Linked DNA regions of Homo sapiens: all the other regions are linked to region 2. Evidence: chromatin contacts called from ENCODE Hi-C or POLR2A ChIA-PET data. All regions are on one chromosome and are shown on one strand. Each heading gives the region's core, a stretch centred on a gene start or an enhancer-like site at or near the end of the contact. The rest is flanking DNA. Distances are from core to core; before and after follow the strand shown. Region 1 overlaps MIR3681HG (MIR3681 host gene). Region 2 has its middle 61 kb from the start of MIR3681HG. Region 3 overlaps MIR3681HG (MIR3681 host gene).

Region 1 (3,955 bases), core at 1,440-3,939, 560 kb after region 2:
AGGAAGGCATACGAAAGAGATGAGGAGAAGATATTCCAGAGATATATTCTCAAATATGAGGCAGCAAACAAGGGGAGCTTTACTAACAGTCAACAGAGTCCTGTCCCTAATGGGGCATGAATCTCTATATGCCCAGAGAAATGCCTGTCCATGTGCCCACTAAATGCCTGATTATTGTAATTAATCTTTTATTTGCTCACATGAAAACGTCAATACTTCACTCAAAACCATTAGATTTAGGGTCTTCATTGTCTAGAGAACAGTGTTCAAATTTCTTGTTTGAACACTTACGTTTCTCAGCAAATATAATGTGGATTTTGCTTCTTCATTTCCCCTTCATAATCCCAGCTCTCCAGCTACATGGATTAATTTTTCATGCTTGGAGTATCTATTTTCCATTCATCATTTATCTGTAGAACTTTGGAAAGGCCCTCCCTGCCTCCAAAGTGCCAGCATTATTTGTCCATCTCAATGTCACCTCCTTCGTAAGACCTTCCTCATCTCATCATGCTCTTAGCATCCCCTCAACAAGCATTCATGATGCTCCCGTTGTTCAGGCTCTGTGCAAAGGTCTGTAGATAAATATATAACTAAGGGACAAGCGTTGTCTTTAAGAGGAAGCTTTGGGTTTCACCTTCCTTCTTGGTGCCCCCAGAGCACTTACTTTTTATGTACCATCTGCTCTGCATTTTAGCTGCTTTGGCATTTGTCCAAAGGAAGAAGGTGCTTTGGACAGAAGGCTGGACTCGGGAGCCAGGGCACCTGGTTCACCCCCTGCTCTGCTGCCGCCCCTCCATTAGTTGCCCAATGTCTTTTTTTTCTTTTTTCTTTTTTTTTTTTTTTTGGTTTTTGAGATGGAGTCTCTCTCTGTTGCCCAGGCGGGAGTGCATTTTTCATGTGATCTCGGCTCACTACAACCTGTGCTTCCTGGGTTCAAGCAATTCTCCTGCCTCAGTGTCCCGAGTACATGGGATTACAGTCACCTGCCACCATGCCTGGCTAATTTTTTTTTTGTATTTTTAGTAGAGGCAGAGTTTCATCACATTGTCCAGGTTGGTCTCCAACTCCTGCCCTCAGGTGATCCACCCTCCTCGGCCTCCCAAAGTGCTGGGATTACAGGCATGAGCCACCGCACCCAGCCTGCCCAATGTCTTAGAGCCTCCGTTATCTCGTTCATATCATAACCTCATAAAGTAGCAGTATGGATCCGATGAAATAATTGATATAAAAATGGCTTCTTTACTGTGAAAAAATGCATATATATGTATATGTCCTCATTTGCTGCTCAACGTCAGAGAGCATGGGTCAGCTTTATACCACACAGCAAACTTGCCTCATCTGTTTCTGGTATAGACTCAAAACTCCATTAATGCCAAGTAACATCTGACGGTGTATGGGTGGAAAGGAGACAGTCTCAGGTGCTGAAAGAAGAGGCGATCAAACTTAATGACAAATTTTGCTGTGTTCTTTATGAATATGCAGAAAGCTTGGGAAATGTCCTTGAATTTATAAAATTAGGTGAAAGGAATGAGATAAGTCTCGACATGTCTGACTTTTCATGCCTATAGGCACCCATTTTTCTGCAGACACATGGGGGCTGTGCATCTTCTTGTTCTGCTGGGTCTTAGAATTGTGGAAATGCAGCCTCCCACAACTCACGGGGCATTGAAGAGACCCTGACTCTCTTCCAATGTTTAGGGAGGAAACTGAGCTCCTGAGAAAGGACTGAAGAATCCAAGCTAGAGAGAGTTAGAGGAACAAAGAGTCTACAAGTTTGAGCTTCAGCTCTCAACAGGGCCTTTCACCTCCCTGCTACCTGGGGGCTCTGTCTTAGCTGTCACAGTGCAGCCAGCACTGTCAATGATCTATCAATTGGCAGCTCTCTTATGTTTTGGTCTGGAGCCACTTTAGATGTGATGAACAAGATTAATTTTGAAAAATAATGCTGTGTTCCAATAAAAATGGCTCATGTACTGTCAAGACCAATTGGAGTCCTTTTTTTTTTTTTTTGCCTTAGTAGGGAGAAAAGGTATTCCATGTCGTAAGTTACATGTTAAATTAGTAACAATGGTTAATTTTAACAATCATTGTCTAAAGCTGAATAGGATGCAGATATTTATTGATGCCACTTTCTGTTCTGGTAGTAATTTTGTATTACTGATGTACTCTTGCAAGTAGTCAGGCAATTTTGACTTGTTAAAATAATTTTAAAAACACAGAAAGAAGGACAGTTGACAATTTAACAAGATGAAAGATGGTTTTAAGTTTAGGATCAGGCAATAAGAAACACAAAATACATGAAACCCTTACTCCTTTGTTTGCTGGTGCAGGTTTGAGGTCTCTGCTGTTAGGCAGGAAAGGGTGGGAACTCTCCTCCACCCTTCCCCTTCCTGCCCCTCCACTGACTGAACAGGCAAAAGAACATCAGGACGACTCATACCGAAAGCCGGGGGTGCTGGGGCCTTGCAAACCAGGTCACCTGACAGAGCTTTTGCTTCTATGAGCCTGGATGAAACCAGCTATACAATAAAGCCAATAAAAAGAAAAGAAGATGCCTTAGTGCCACATAAATTTGGCAGAAGTGAACATCTCACTGATTAAAAATACATTTTAAATAGAAGAATTATATGGCATGTGAATTATATCTCAGTCAAGCAGTTGTGAAATATATAACACCCCCTGCTTACACACACATGCAACTACTACATCACATGCAGGCACTTGGCCTCTCTGCCTATCAAAAGTAGCTTGCATTTGTACAGCTCCTTGCAATTTACACAGGGCCTTCATACGCCAGTGGTTTCACACTTAGGAATTGAACAGAGAAGTAGGAAAAAGGAAACAGAGAGTTTACCCTTACAAGATAATTGATGTTCCTAAGGTCATACAGTGAATGAATGTCAGAGACAGAGCTTGAGTTTTAATCCCAGTATTCTTTACACCACCTCCCTATCAGTGTCTCCGTGGAGGTGAGGGCATGGGCTTTGCAACATTTTAATTTCTCAAGGTTACCATGAACTCTAATAGTAAGGAGGGAATGCTAGGAAGAAGAGAAAACTTATGTCTTGGAGGGAAATTCTAAATAGATGTTTTCTATTAAGTTCTAGAAATATATTCAACACAATTGAAAAAAATTGTGGAATCTCTATTATCTGTCAAGTCTATGCCGTCCTCATTTACTCTCCATGTAAAATTAGTGGATTTCTGAGGATCCTGCATAAGCCTAATATTTAATGAATTTAGATTTCTTAAGGAATCAAAATTTTGTATTGGTGAATTAGAACATGACCAGAAGTCAACCAAAGTCTCTCCCTGAGGGAAAGAGTAACTGAAGCTTGAATAATGTGTGGACTCAGGAAGTCAGGGGAAGGCACTGCTGCTGAGAAGATGAATGTATACAAATCTATGAACTAAAGAATTCAAGAAATGAGTTACCAGACCGAGGTGTGTGCAAGAACATTCTGGAAGGGGGCAAATGGGACACAAAGTTGACATCAGACAACTTGGAATTGAAAAGGGAATTAGAGAATTGGCAACTGGCAGAAAGCTTTCAAATGAAGGACATAGGGCCTGAGGTAGAGGAAGTAACTTGCCCCTTGAAAGCCACACAACAGCAAGACAGAACCAGGGCTGGCCCTGGAAGTCAGGTTCCCAGATTCGTGGTGTGGCCCCCACGATACTGCTCTGCACGTCATATCTGAGCATGAGACGACTCAGAAATCTTTGCTGATTCAACCTTTCTGCCTCTGCATGTAAATGCCACCATGCCTTCCCACATTGCCTCTCTCCCACGTGAAACATCTGGTTTGAGGTTCACCAATAATAGCTTAAAACCACAAGTCTAAGTCAGTGGGACCCAGAATTGTCAAAAGAATCACCCAAAAATCCAGGGAAAAGGAAACAGATGACTTGGGTTTAACATACTTTAATCGTGCTCTCTAGATGACGGTTTTAA
Region 2 (3,796 bases), core at 248-2,747:
GAGTAAGACACCGTCTCAAAAAAAAAAAAAAAAAGTAGCATAAGATGGAGGTACAGGGATGTGTGACCCTTTGTTACTGAAACACGAGGGGTTCAGTGTAGGTCCTGTTGCTCACTACACAGAAAGTCAATCACTGAGGCAATGAGTATTACCAGGGAAGAAAGTTTTAATCGGGTGTTTCAGCCAAGGAGATGGGAAATCGGTCTCAAATGTGTCTCCCCAACAACTAAAATTAGGGGTTTATATAGTGGAGAAAGAAATGTAACCGTGTGTGAGAGGTAAGGAAGAGGAGCTGGTCAACAGGCAGTGGGTGGTTGATTAGGCAGTTATGACAGGTGAGGGGTCTGGCATCTCATTGTCCAGATACTGTGATCTAGTGAGTTTCAGTTCCTTGATACTATTTGGCAGGACTGATGGTTGATTTCCTGAAAAAGGAACTCCGATAAAACAAAAGTAAACTTCTGAAGTTTTAAGACTGGAAGGTTCAATTTCTGTGTTTATTCAAAAGAAACCATACATCAATTCTATGGGACAATTGGGCCAGTTTCACCTCCTTTTTATTTCTTCACCTCGACTGACATGGAGTCTGAAGCTAAGCAGGGGATCAGTATGCACATGGACTGCTGAGAGGCTGCTCTTTCTCATGTTTAGTGTTGGTCACTGAATTCTGCCTCTGGTCCTTGGCTGTCTGGAGGAGCAACTGAACATGGACAAAAGGTAAAAAACTCATTAAAGAGGTGACAGATGTCACTCAGAGGAAATGAATACACCTTGAAGGGGGTATGTTTTAATCAGAGACAAAGAAGCTCTCCAGCAGTTCTAGAAAATGATAGCCAAGATTTGTTGATTATCATATGCCAGGCACTGTGCTAAACACCTCACATACATTATCTTTTTTTAATGTCAAAACAAACTTGTGAGGTGTTACTATTATTTTCATTTTACAAATGTGACACCAAGATTTAGGTAGATTGAGTTACTTGTTGAGAGTTGAACCCAGCTGTCTGATGACAAAGTCTATTATTATTTTCAGAAGTCTCTAAAATATCAGTCCTTCAAAACTCCATCTGGTCAATGGATCAATTGGGTTAGTGGTTTTTAAACTTTTGACCTTAGTCCACAGTAACAAATACATTTTCTTTCATGACCATGACTCATGACTCAGGACACACACACACTCTTATAACCTCTTTTTTTTTTTTTTTAAGAGAAGGTCTTGGTCTGTCACCCAGGCTGGAGTGCAATGGCATGATCTCAGCTCACTTCAACCTCTGCTTCCCAGGCTCAAGCAATCCTCCCACCTGAGCCTCCTGAGTAGCTGGGACTACAAGTATATGCCACTATGCCCAGCTCATTTTTGTACTTTTTGTAGAGATGGGGTTTCATCATGTTGCCCAGGCTGGTCTTGAACTACTGGGCTCAAGTGATCCACCTGCGTTGGCCTCCTCAAATGCTGGGATTACAGGTTTGAGCCATCGTACCCAGCCTGTACACTCATATTTACATGCCCGCATATGAAAAGTAAAACTGAAACAAAAGTTTCACAACTCAATAGTTGCACTTCCTATACGTTTTCTATTAAATTTTCATTTTATTGCAAAGAAAAGGCTTATTATAACCACCAAATTTGTACGTGGTAATTTGCACTTTGAAAGTCTTAGAATATTTTTAATCCTTTTTCAAATTATTGGATCCTTATGTTTCTGTATTTCTTGGAAATCCTTTTAGGCTTATCCCACCCACTAGTCATTCCAGGAAATACCTTCTCATCATATATATAGACATTTAGTATGACATGGTCATAAGATCTTAGAGTATTGTTTTGTAGAAATTGCTAAAAAGGTATTTTGTAAAGTGGATTTTTTTGTGTGTTTTGTAACAGGAGAATTTGCTTTTATTTATCTTATTACCAAAAGAAATTGTATTATACTGATCATTTCCATATGTATTTTTAAAGTTGCTTGGCTGGGTTGAATCTTTATTCTTTAAGTTACAAGGACATTGTATTCAAATAAAAGGAACAATCATAATATTATTAATTAGAGCAGTAAGGCTTTGGTTTCCATGCAAATAAGCATAATTGAAATAGAACTGAGTTTTTTTTAAAGTGGATTTTGAAACTGGTGGAAAAACTTGGAAAACAAATATCTCAAAGCTAAAGCAAATGCAATCTGTATATGTAAATGAGATTGATTAATTTTAGCAGGCAAATGAGAAAATCAATGATTTTCAAAATCGAGTAATTTGGTAACCATTAGTTTCATTAGTCTTTCTGTTTCAAACTTAATTATTTAAATATAGAACTAGATTGAAGTATAATTTATGGAGAAATCATCCTTAAATTAATTACATGCAAGCTTTCCCCTATAAATGGAAGAATTGAAGGTGAAATTATAAATGCTTATTGCAGAGCATGGAATCCTTTGGTCGTGGCTTGTTCGGGTTTGACTTGGGAGATGATGTGGAAATGGGAGTACACTAACTTTGACTCAAAGCAAGATCTGAATCTCAGCTTTGACTCTAACTGTGAGCTTTTAGGCAACTTTCTTAACTTCTAAAGGGCTTCACATTTCTTAACTATTATATTAGAGAATTATATCTATGTTGCAGAGCAATTGTACAGACTAAATAAGGAAATGTATGTGAAAATCTTAGCCTAGCGTCAGGCACACAGATAAGGCTTTTATTAGGAATGGTGTCCCCAAACCCCTCACCTTCCTGGGTGGATGGAGGAAGGCTTGGGTTCAGGAAATTCTGTGTTTCTGGGACTGCTTAGGGGAGAGTGCATGGTCTGCTGGCATTTCCCCATTAGTTAGCAGTATTCTTATCTATGACATTCTGTGGATCTCTCACAGCATCACTTCCATCAGGAAACCAAGATGGGCTTTAGCAGGTAGGTCCTTCGAATTGTTGAAAAGGCCAGAACAGCAGATGAGGTAGGGAGAAACTCATACATTTGGTTTTGTTTTTATTTCCCCATTGCAATGATTGGTTTTCCTAATATTTTTCATTTCCTCATCTCGCCAAATTGTCTCATTATGACAATCATGATAACCAATACTCATATGACACCTACTCAATGATTTTGTGGGATAACTAGGGTAGGTATTAGTCTGTTCTCATGCTGCTGTAAGGATATACCCGAGACTGGGTAATTTATAAAGGAAAGAGGATTAATTGACTCAGGTCCACAGGGCCCGGGAGGCCTCAGGAAACTTACAATTTTGGTGGAAAAGGAAGCAAATATGTCCTTCTTCACAAGATGGCAGGAGAGAAGAATGAGAGCTGAGAGAAGGAGGAAGCCCCTTCTAAAACCATCAGATCTCATGAGAGCTTACTATCATGAGAATCACATGGGAGAAACCACCCCCATGATTCGATGACCTCCCACTAGGTCCCTCCCACCACACATGGGGATTATGGGAACTACAATTCAAGATGAAATTTGAGTGGGGACACAGTCAAACCATATCAGGTATTATTATGGACATTATATAGATGAGGAAATAGAAGCTCGGAGAGGTTACATGGACTGCCCAAGACCATGCAGCTAGAAAGAGATTGAGATTCATACCCATCTGGAGTTTCCAAGTTTGTTTTATATATATACTATATATACTTAAATTACATTTAATTTTTAAAATTAACACATAATAATTGTACATATTCATGGGGTACATAGTGATATTGTGATACATATATAGTGTATAGTGATCAGATCTGGGTCATTAGTATATTCATCATTTAAAGAATTTGTCATTTCTTTGTTCATTCCATATCCTCCTTCAATACTCAA
Region 3 (4,076 bases), core at 916-3,415, 610 kb after region 2:
CACTGAGCTGGTCATTGCTGGTTGTCAAATAAAATTCACTTTTTGTCGCATGTCACAATCCGATTGAGAAATGGTTTGTTGTTTTTGTGTAGAATAAGACAATGCTTCAAAATAACGATTTTTTACATTTTCACTCAACTCGTGAGGCACTCACTTGCCAAGCTTTTTCACCCTTCCAATTTTCTTCAAATGCTGAACAATCGCAGAATGGTCGTGGTTGAGTTCTTCAGCAACTTCTCATGTAGTTATAAGAGGATGAGCTTTGATGATTGCTCTCAATTGGCTGTTGTCAGCTTGTGATGACCGGCCACTACACTCCTCATCTTCAAGGATCTCGTCCCCTTTGCAAAACTTCTCGAACCACCACTGCACTGTACGTTCATTAGCAGATCCTGGGCCAAATGCGTTATTGATGTTGCAAGTTGTCTCTGATGCTTTACAACCCATTTTGAACTCAAATAAAATCTCTCGAATTTGCTTTTTGTCTAACATAATTTTCATAGTCTAAAATAAATATAAAATAAACAGCAAGTAATAAGTCATTAGCAAAAAAACATAAAGTGAGAAATGCACATTAGAATGATGTGTAACATAACCACATTTGTTTCAGAATGTATTCCAATATCAAAGATCAAATTGCACAATGCAAACACCACCATTACTTCTGCACCAAATCAAGACAAACAACATGGATGTCCATTTGGTGCTAGATGGAGTAAGATGGAACCTGGCCTGATGGCCAAGACCAAGACATTTATCTCCCCAAAAAGAGTTTCTGTTGGACAAGAGAATGATGATAAAGAGGTGTGGTAGTCCCCCGTGGGATGCTGGAAAAGAATACCACAAATTGAGTGACTTGATTAATCTTTTCATAGTTCTAGAGGATAAAAGTTGAAGATGAAGGTGAAGCAGGGTTGGCTTCTTCCTGGCTTGCAGATGGTCACCTTCTCACTGTGTCCTTATGTGACCTTTCATCCTTGTTTGCACATTCCTGGTGTCTCTTCCTCTTTTAATAAGGACACAGGTCTTATCGGATTAGCTTCCCACTCTTTTGACAGCATTTAAACTTAATTAAATTGGTAGAGGATGGGAAATTACTTAATGGTACAGCGTATGCTATTCAGGCAATGGGTACCCTAAAAGCCTTGACTTGACCACTATGTAATCTATACATGCAAAAAAATTACACTTATATCCTGTAAACTTACATGAATAAAAAATTAAATAAGCTTAATTATCTCCTTAAAGACCCTATCTTTAAATACAGTCACATTGGGTTACGACTACTTCCACATGCGGATTTTAGGGGGACAGAACTCAGTCCATAACAACAGAAGACCACTGAAATTGGAAGAGGCGTGTGATTCATTCCAGCTGCTGCACTGCGGCAGATCCCAAGCAGTGGCACTGACAAGCTGTGTCACCAGGCAGAGGCTGACACAAAAGAGCAACCCAGCGGACTAAAGGCCACATCTATAGCAGCTTAGAAGCTGCCTCAGCCTCATGCTGTGGGTCCGGCGCAGGTTAAACAGGCTTGGGCAAGGCTAAGAAGGGACACAGCGGGGGTTGCTGAAGAAGAGTCAGGAGTTTGTCCTCCTAAGACCAGGGCAGTTTAGAGACATCATTATCACATTTGCATCTCTGGTTCCTAGGAGACATCGGGGCACAGGGTAAGTGTTCAATTATTCACCAATGAACTTCAAATGGTTAAATAGTTGAGAACACAGGGAGCTCCCCATTACTGGCTGCATCTGTCCAAGGGGCTATGAAAAGTGGTCGTGCATTGAATGAGACCTTGAAAATCTTGTCCTGGTCTAACAGTCTGACTCTTTGTTTACATAACAAAGTGGATCATAAAAAATCCCCATCTCTTTCTACGTCTGAGTAGATTTTCTTAGTTTACACTGTCATCTTGTGAGCTATGTTTGTATTTTGCATATGCGTTTGCCCCATTTTGGGGTGGCATTTTAAGGGGATGATGACTTATAATGTTCCTTCATTAGAAACATTGTAAAGCAGGATAGGTTTTTATGGCTCTATGTCCTTGTGATGCACATATGTGGGCAGCACTAGTAGTATCTCATCAGAAGCTTTCTCTTCTTTCAACTGGGTCCACAGGTTGAACTCTTCCTATGAGTGGAGCCCTAGCACTGCTCATTGCCCTGCCTGGCAGTGGTGTGGGAGGAGCCATGGCCCACCGGCCCCAGATCTTTCTAAGGGGGACACTGAATTACATTGTTCATCTCAAGAGTTAAACTAGACAAAGTGGGCCCAAACCTAATAAGACAGCCCATTAGGAACATTTTCTGTGCTTACATCTTACTGACTTTTATCATAAATTAGAGATTTTGAAGAGAATGAGTCATAGAAAAAGAAAAAATAATAACCTGGTTCAGCAATCAGCATATTATATCTCCCCAGTGACTCATAACATCAGACTCAAGTCAGGACAAACAGAGTTCCTGTCAGAAAGAAGTGCAGTTAAAAATAAAAGCAAAAATAGGAAGGGGTGGGCGGGCAGGGTGGGGGGAGCAAAACCTTTTAAACTGTGCCTAGAACTCTCCCCAGCCTGGATTCCCTAATGAGGGATTTGAGGTGCAAATAGGCTGAAAAGCCTGAGTCAGACAGCAGGAGGAAGCAGCTCCCAGGGTGCAAAGACAAATGGATTTCTTAATAAAATCCTCCAGGAAAAGAAAAGCAGCAGAAACCATGAAGTATGGATTATTCGTTAAATACGAAAGGGGCCTGCAAGAGGGCTTCTCCTAATGAAATCGTGGCACAATTTCATGAAGAAACACAGGTTTCAGAGTTAAACCAACTTGCATCTTAATTGTGGTTCCACCAAAATTGGCCGTGCAAGCTTGGAAGGATCCTTGGTTTTCACATCTGTTGGATGAGGATAACAAGCCACAGCACAGAGCTGTTGTGAAGATTGACCGATGCTAAGCATGTAAAGCACTTAGCATGGTGTACACATTTACAGGAAAAAAGACTGACATTAAATAATAATTTGTCTTAAAACTATAGATGAAAATACATCTGGACAGAGTTTGCTGAAGCTTTAATTGATAGACTCAGATAAGTGTCTATCAAGCATGTCACAGAATCACAGCTTCGTAAGAGTGGATTCAGATGCCGCTGACTAAGGCCATGGTACCCTTGAACATTTTATTACAGCAGAAAAGGTTAAGCAGCTTTGGCTGGTCCAATAGTTTCCCTGTTCTACATGAGTTCCTCTTCTTCGGTTTCTCCCCAACCAGCCTAGCCAGTGCTTTTAGTGCACATTTGAAAACCCAAAAATAAGTTTGCAGCCAAGCAACTTTGGATTAAGCTTTGATTCTTCCAGTTACTACCTATGTGACATTGGCGAGATGCTTCACCTTTCTAAGCCTTAGTGGCACACCTGTGAGATGAAGTAAGTAGCTACTATCTTAAACAGATGCTATGGAATTTTGAATGAAGAACTTGAAATGTCTAGCATAGTTTGTGAGCACAAAAGTAATTGACAGACTATTTTCATTCCTCTCTCCTAACTAATGTATGCATTTTGTTAGCTATAAATAAGACAATCAATAGCAGAAACGATCTACCTGCCGTTTACAGGAGAATATTTGGAAAAATGTCAGTCCAATTTATAAGTGTTTACAGAAAAGAAGGAGCTAAGTGAACGTCCCACTCCTCAGGCCAATATCTCTCAGCCTTTGTAATCTTTGTTCTGTCATTTCCAGAGAGGAAAAAACATGTCCCTGATAAGTGGGGTTGCATGTGGTCCTCTCAGTCACCAGTCCCAGTACACTGCTGTGAAAGGTTGTAGACTTTGGAGACAGACTTACGTGGTTTTGTGTCCTAGTTTCTTGCCTTAAAGCTGTATAAAGTTAATAAAATCATGGAAGTCTCCATTTCCTCACCAATGATGCAGAGAGCTACCTCACAGGCTTGCCCTAAAGATTAAACCACACGACGGAAGAGCCTGACCTATGAGTCAACAAGGGCTAGCTGCTGTGTGGCTGTCCCAGGCCATCCACCATTCTGCATGTTTCTTGCTACAGCACCCAGGACTTTGCTGTTTGCACTTC

What was found. A loop is a pair of places that touch in the nucleus more often than their neighbours do. ChIA-PET counts read pairs that join two places held with the same protein, here RNA polymerase II (POLR2A). Pooled maps may share reads with other maps.
Region 1: a loop to region 2 is called in a pooled map, with 7 times the contacts of the local background. The contact joins two enhancer-like sites. A Hi-C loop is called at or near these places in 5 of 37 single-sample maps with no recorded cell type and 8 of 50 pooled maps.
Region 3: a loop to region 2 is called in a pooled map, with 2.1 times the contacts of the local background. The contact joins two enhancer-like sites. A Hi-C loop is called at or near these places in 1 of 37 single-sample maps with no recorded cell type and 2 of 50 pooled maps. POLR2A ChIA-PET finds 5 or more read pairs at or near these places in 1 of 52 experiments (PC-9).

The regions. Positions count from the first base shown.
Region 1 is chr2:12,499,227-12,503,181 of GRCh38, forward strand. All of the region lies in intron 4 of MIR3681HG (MIR3681 host gene), which reads left to right. Among named protein-coding and RNA genes, the nearest start is that of TRIB2, 220 kb to the right of the region's middle. Within about 2 kb of position 2,690, at least 9 of the 41 ENCODE cell types and tissues checked have a DNase peak (open chromatin) inside an H3K27ac peak, as active enhancers do.
Region 2 is chr2:11,944,159-11,947,954 of GRCh38, forward strand. No RefSeq gene overlaps it. Among named protein-coding and RNA genes, the nearest start is that of MIR3681HG, 61 kb to the right of the region's middle. Within about 2 kb of position 1,498, at least 5 of the 41 ENCODE cell types and tissues checked have a DNase peak (open chromatin) inside an H3K27ac peak, as active enhancers do.
Region 3 is chr2:12,552,952-12,557,027 of GRCh38, forward strand. All of the region lies in intron 4 of MIR3681HG (MIR3681 host gene), which reads left to right. Among named protein-coding and RNA genes, the nearest start is that of TRIB2, 160 kb to the right of the region's middle. Within about 2 kb of position 2,166, at least 5 of the 41 ENCODE cell types and tissues checked have a DNase peak (open chromatin) inside an H3K27ac peak, as active enhancers do.